Linked DNA regions of Homo sapiens: region 1 is linked to region 2. The links are chromatin contacts, found by Hi-C or POLR2A ChIA-PET in ENCODE. All regions are on one chromosome and are shown on one strand. Each heading gives the region's core, a stretch centred on a gene start or an enhancer-like site at or near the end of the contact. The rest is flanking DNA. Distances are from core to core; before and after follow the strand shown. Region 1 has its middle 440 kb from the start of LINC01911. Region 2 has its middle 260 kb from the start of LINC01911.

The links. A loop is a pair of places that touch in the nucleus more often than their neighbours do. ChIA-PET counts read pairs that join two places held with the same protein, here RNA polymerase II (POLR2A).
Region 1: a loop to region 2 is called in a map of PC-9, with 2.0 times the contacts of the local background. The contact joins two enhancer-like sites. A Hi-C loop is called at or near these places in 1 of 168 maps with a recorded cell type or tissue (PC-9). POLR2A ChIA-PET finds 5 or more read pairs at or near these places in 2 of 52 experiments (H1 and PC-9).

The regions. Positions count from the first base shown.
Region 1 is chr2:147,277,282-147,279,981 of GRCh38, reverse strand. No RefSeq gene overlaps it. Among named protein-coding and RNA genes, the nearest start is that of LINC01911, 440 kb to the right of the region's middle. Within about 2 kb of position 1,306, at least 3 of the 41 ENCODE cell types and tissues checked have a DNase peak (open chromatin) inside an H3K27ac peak, as active enhancers do; they include PC-9, where a contact is called at or near this core.
Region 2 is chr2:147,098,718-147,101,417 of GRCh38, reverse strand. No RefSeq gene overlaps it. Among named protein-coding and RNA genes, the nearest start is that of LINC01911, 260 kb to the right of the region's middle. Within about 2 kb of position 1,382, at least 3 of the 41 ENCODE cell types and tissues checked have a DNase peak (open chromatin) inside an H3K27ac peak, as active enhancers do; they include PC-9, where a contact is called at or near this core.

The DNA.
Region 1 (2,700 bases), core at 57-2,556, 180 kb before region 2:
TGCTTTTCAGAGGAAGATTAGTTAGTACATATAATTAGCCTCATTAGCTGTGAAAGATTATTTTAAATATATGTTTATGCATGATCAAAAGTCAAGCCTTTCATTGCTAATTCATGATATGGTTTGGATACCCAACAGAGATTTCTTCTCAATGGATATTTAAAATGTGATCTTTTATGGCCGGGTGCGGTGGCTCACGCCTGTAATCCCAGCACTTTGGGAGGCCAAGGCAGGCAGATTGCCCGAGGTCAGGAGTTCGAGACCAGCCTGGCCAACATGGTGAAACCCTGCCTCTACTAAAAATACAAAAATTACCCGGGTGTGGTGGCACACACCTGTAATCCCAGCTACTCAGGAGGCTGAGGCAGGAGAATTGCTTGAGCCTGGGAGACAGAGGTTGCAGTGAGCCGAGATCATGCCACTACACTCTAGCCTGGCCAACAGAGCGAGACTCTGTCTCTAAATAAATAAAATAAATAAAATGTGATTTTTCTTTCTTTCATTTTTTTCCTGAGACAGGGTGTTGCTCTGTTGCCCAGGCTGGAGTGCAGTGGTGTGATGTTGGCTCACTGCAACCTCCGCCTCCCGGGTTTAAGTGATTCTTCTTGTGCCTCAGCATCAAGTAGCTGGGATTACTGGTGAGCACCACCATGTCCATCTAATTTTTTTTTTCGTATTTTTTAGTAGAGACAGTGTTTCACCATGTTGGTCAGGCTGGTCTCAAACTCCTAGCTAGGCTCAGGTGATCTACCCGCCTCAGCCTCCCAAAGTGCTGGGATTAGAGTCATTAGTCACCGTGCCCAGCCTAAAATGTGATCTTTTTAATCACTATATTAAGCTTTACATAATGCAGATGTTAGTCATGCCTCAGGAATTGAGGTTAGGTCCTCTGGACAATGCTAGATGCTGAGAATTCTTCACCTGTGCTGCAGTCAGACTCCAGTCACCTGCTACTGTGATTGGGTTCCTAAAATATATGACGCAGGAGACACTATTTAAATATACTCTTTATTTTTGACTAAGGCTTTAGCTAAGTCTTGTCCCTTTTGTCTGCTGGCCTTTCAAGGTGAAGTGGGCTCAACAATAAAAATAATCTCTAAGACCTCTTTGCTAAGTATATGTATGAGAAACATTGGCCAGGTTCTTAGTTGTAGGCAACAGAATCTGACCTAACAAGTTTAGTTGGAAAGGGATTTATGATAGTTCACAAAATTATTGGGAAAGTTAAAAGTACAGACTCTAGGCTGAGCTTCTGGGAACGATGCCCAGAACCACACTGAAAAACTGGCTTGCTAAGGAAGCTGCTGCTGCCATTGGCCTCAGAACCCCAGTGCTTCTGCCACAATCAGAAGGATGTTGCATTGGGCAAGTGTTGTCACTGCTATTGGCCTCAGAAGAACCAAACACCCCTGCCACGATGCTGTTTGAGAGCAGTTTTCAAAGTGTGGTCCCTGAACTAGCAGTATCAGCATCACCTGGTAACTTGTTAGAAATGCAAATTCTCTTACCGTGCTCCAGACCTATGTAATCAGATACTCTGGGCATGAGGCCTAATGATGTGTGTTTCTGATACAGGCTAAAGTTTGAAAACTACTGCTATGTGAAATTGTTCAGTTTATTTCTCCAAGTCTTGCACACATGCAGGTGTATCTGCTTGGCAGAACATAGGTCGTGCAACAAACTCTATGACAGGATACTGGGAAAAGAAGTCTGTAGCAGTACTTCTCAAAATTTAGTATGTATCTAAATCACCTGGGGATCATGTTATACTGCAGATTCTGATTATTAGGTCTGTAGAACAATGCCAACAAGATCACAGGTGATAACAATACTCTTGATATGTGGACCACAATTTGTATATAGAGAGCCTGTAGAATAGAAACAATGCTGAAAGAGAGGTTGGGGGATTGCAACTCATCCAATATGCAATATCTTCTACCCAACTTGTCTTTTAATAAAAAACCTATAACCTCCAAAATTTGCAAGAGGAAGAGATCCTCCACATGGGTAGGGGCCTGATGAATTGAATCGTCACATATTTCCCTGCCTTTACTTGAATTAGGAATCCATTATCCCCTTTCTTGGAAAACTTTGAGGTATCTGGGTACTGTATTTTAGAAGAGAGGTTGGATATTTTTAAAGCCTAAATTAAGCCAGACTTGGCGCATAGTTCTCGACCTTTTTCTCTGAATCTCTTTGGTCTTAGAAGACTGCATCTTAATCAGAAAATAAGCCTTATACACTCAACAACATGGTCTTGCCCAGGCTCCTGTTGTGACTGCCACTGTTGAGTTCCCACCTGCCAAGAGAGCCTAAAGTCAAGTATTGATATGGGAGCAATTCCTGGAGGCTTCATCTGTCTACCTGGTAGCCAGTTGATTACATTTGATCTCTTCCTTCATGGCTAAAGGAGTGCTTTATTTTCTTAGGAATATTCTCAAATTTCAGGAACAGGTTTTTCTTTCTTGCCTGGAGGACTTCAGAGAGCATTACCACTTTTTGACTTACATTTATGCCTTATCATGATATCCCACCTAACATTACCTCCAACCAGAGAACCTTTTACAGAAAAGAAGTGTAACTGGTCTTATGATATGCCCATTATCTGAAACTGTGGCTGTGCTCTAGAAAGGAATGTCAAGGAGGGCAAAGAGAACTATACTTGGAGCCCAGAAAATTCACTAGGTCATCTCTAAGTAT
Region 2 (2,700 bases), core at 133-2,632:
CAATTTGTTGACTGAAATATGGTGAAGAGAGTTGGCTAGGCATGAGGGAAGAGAAAATGGTTTTGGGAGACAGGGGGAGAACTCTTGGACCTATAGCAGGAGTGGCCAACCTATAGTCTCTATATGACTCGCAAGTTAAGAATGTTTTGCATTTTTAAATAATTAGAAAAAATAATAATAAAAATTTTGTGACACGTGAAAATTTTATGAAATTCAAATTTTGGTGTCCATATATAAGGTTGTTTCAGAACACAATAATGCTCATTTATTGTATTGTCTCTGTCCACATTGGTAGAGTTGAGTAGTAGTGACACAGGTAGTTGGGGCCAGCAAAGTATAACATATTTATTATCTTGCCCTTTACAGAAAAAGTTATCCAACCCCTGGCCTCTGAAAAAGGATTAAGAAAGAGGATTGAACTCCACATTCATCCTTTAAAAACTGAAACAAAATAGCAACTGTAGAGCAGCAGCCTGTAGTGGATGACAGAGAGCTAAGGCTCACAGGTTTGTAGATTGGATTCACACTGGTCAGAAGAAAGGAAAGGGAAATGACACATCTGGCCATGAAAGGAGAGGGTTGAAGCATTCTGGGGCTCAGTCCTGGCAATGCATGGATGCTACTTCCTCAAGTGACAAGCAGTCTGTGTTTTATGCTAAAATGGTAATAGAAGGTATTGGAATTCTTTAGTGACAAGTGATGGAAATCCTACTCTAAACCACAAAAAAATGAATTGTCTCATATGTCAGATTTCAGGGGCTAGAGCTCATTCTCCAGGCCTTGCTGGTCTGTGTAACTTCATTTTGCAAGCATGCTGTTTCCATGTGGCAGGTAAGATGGTTGCCAGCCTCAGGCTCATAGCTGTTTTGTTTAGAATAGTCTTAGTGAGGGCTTGGCATGGTTCACATACTCATTCCTGAATCACTTCTTGAGGATGAAATGAGAATAGAGAATTCTGTTTAGCAAATCTAGGTGGCCACAGGGAGTGGATTCTGAGCTGGAAAAAGGGTTTCTGTTACCAGAAGAGTGGCTAAGGTTCTGGACAAAGACAATAGATATCTGCTTCAGTGAGATGGTGGTGGAGAAGTAGCACTGGTGCTGCTAGCAGAAGGATGGATGTGGCATCTTGGGCAGCGTCACCAGCACTAAAAATGCAACATCATTTGGCGTGGTTGGGCAGTACCTCAGTAGGTGGGTGGGCCAAGAACTCAAATATAAAATAGAGACTGGCTGCATGTCATGAGCTGTTTTTGAGATCACGCACATACACTAAAACTAGGAAAGGGGCCTTGGATAAAGCCTGAAGTCACAGGGAAGTCTAGCAACAATTTCAGATATGTGATTATGAAATCCTTTCATATAGCCTCAGGCTAAAGTAGTTTGGAGAAATACCTGTGACACAGAGATGAATGTGGCTGGGGCTCTCACAAAGTGCAATCTGTTTCGCTTAGTCTAATGGGTAGAAACACAGATAAACAGCTATAATTCAATCAAGTTTAAGTGCCATAATGGAGTTATATGGTGAGATCTTAGAAGGTATAACAGAGAAGATAGTGTTTGGGTTGGGTCTTCTGGAACAGTTACCTAGAAGGTCAATCAGGAAAAGTCATTAGGCAGATAAAACAGTATGTGCAAAGCGATGTGAATTTCAGAGAGCAAGTAACAAGTAGCTCAGTGTGGCTAAAGAGGAAAAGGTTGAACTATTCCGCAATTACTTTTGCAGCAACGTAATAACATTTATTGAAATACACACTGTCCAGGCACTACTCTAGGTGCTTTAAGTCTCTGTCTTGTTTTATATATACCATAACCCTGGCTATGGTAAAGCCAGAAGTTGAGGTTAGATATTCAAAAGAGGGGTGCAGGATGATTAAGGCTTCTTGTTGGGGAAAGTGGTTGGAGAGTAATATTTTTAATGGGAGCAGAGATTAAAAGAATAGGCATCTGATTATTAGGGAAGGTAGTAAGTTCAGATTTGCAAAATTTTAGTTTGTGATGCCTCTGTGATAATCAAGTGGCAGTGTTTAATTGGCAGCTAGAAATATGGATCCAGCTCTTAGAGAAGTATTTCAGAAACTTTCCATCCACTTTTCTTTTGCTTATCCCTGGGAGCTCAAAAAAACCACTGTAATTGCTCATTATAAAGCTTGAGAATTTCTCTAGACCTATTTCCTCTGACTATTTACAGCATACATTTTTTATTCATTAGCCGTCCTGACTACTCCTGCTCCTTTAATTTAGTATGGAAATATCTGTATGATAATCTCTCATCCTGGATCTGAACAACAGCTTTTGCATTAGCCACTCAGTGTTATGTTGCAATTCTTTGCTTATTCCTTGGATTTAGCAACCTAGCCTTTTTCTTGTCTCCTGGATTGGACTTTGGTCTTCTGTAGATTCTATTTTTAAAATCTGATCAATGGCCAAAATCATCACAAAGGTGACTATTATTCTACCTTTTTTACCATCCATTATTTTTCCTAGGCTTCCATGGGTAAGGGAACAATAGCTAATATTATATATTGAGAATAATAATTGAAGTCCCATGAGTGTTTCTAGTATGATACATGGGTCACCTACTGCATCAGAACCAACAGGAGAGCTTGTTAAGAAAGAAAGAAAGAAAGAAGGAAGTAAGGAAGGAAGGAAGGAAAGAGAGAAGGAAGGGGAGGGGAGGGGAGGGAAGGAGGGAAGGAGGGA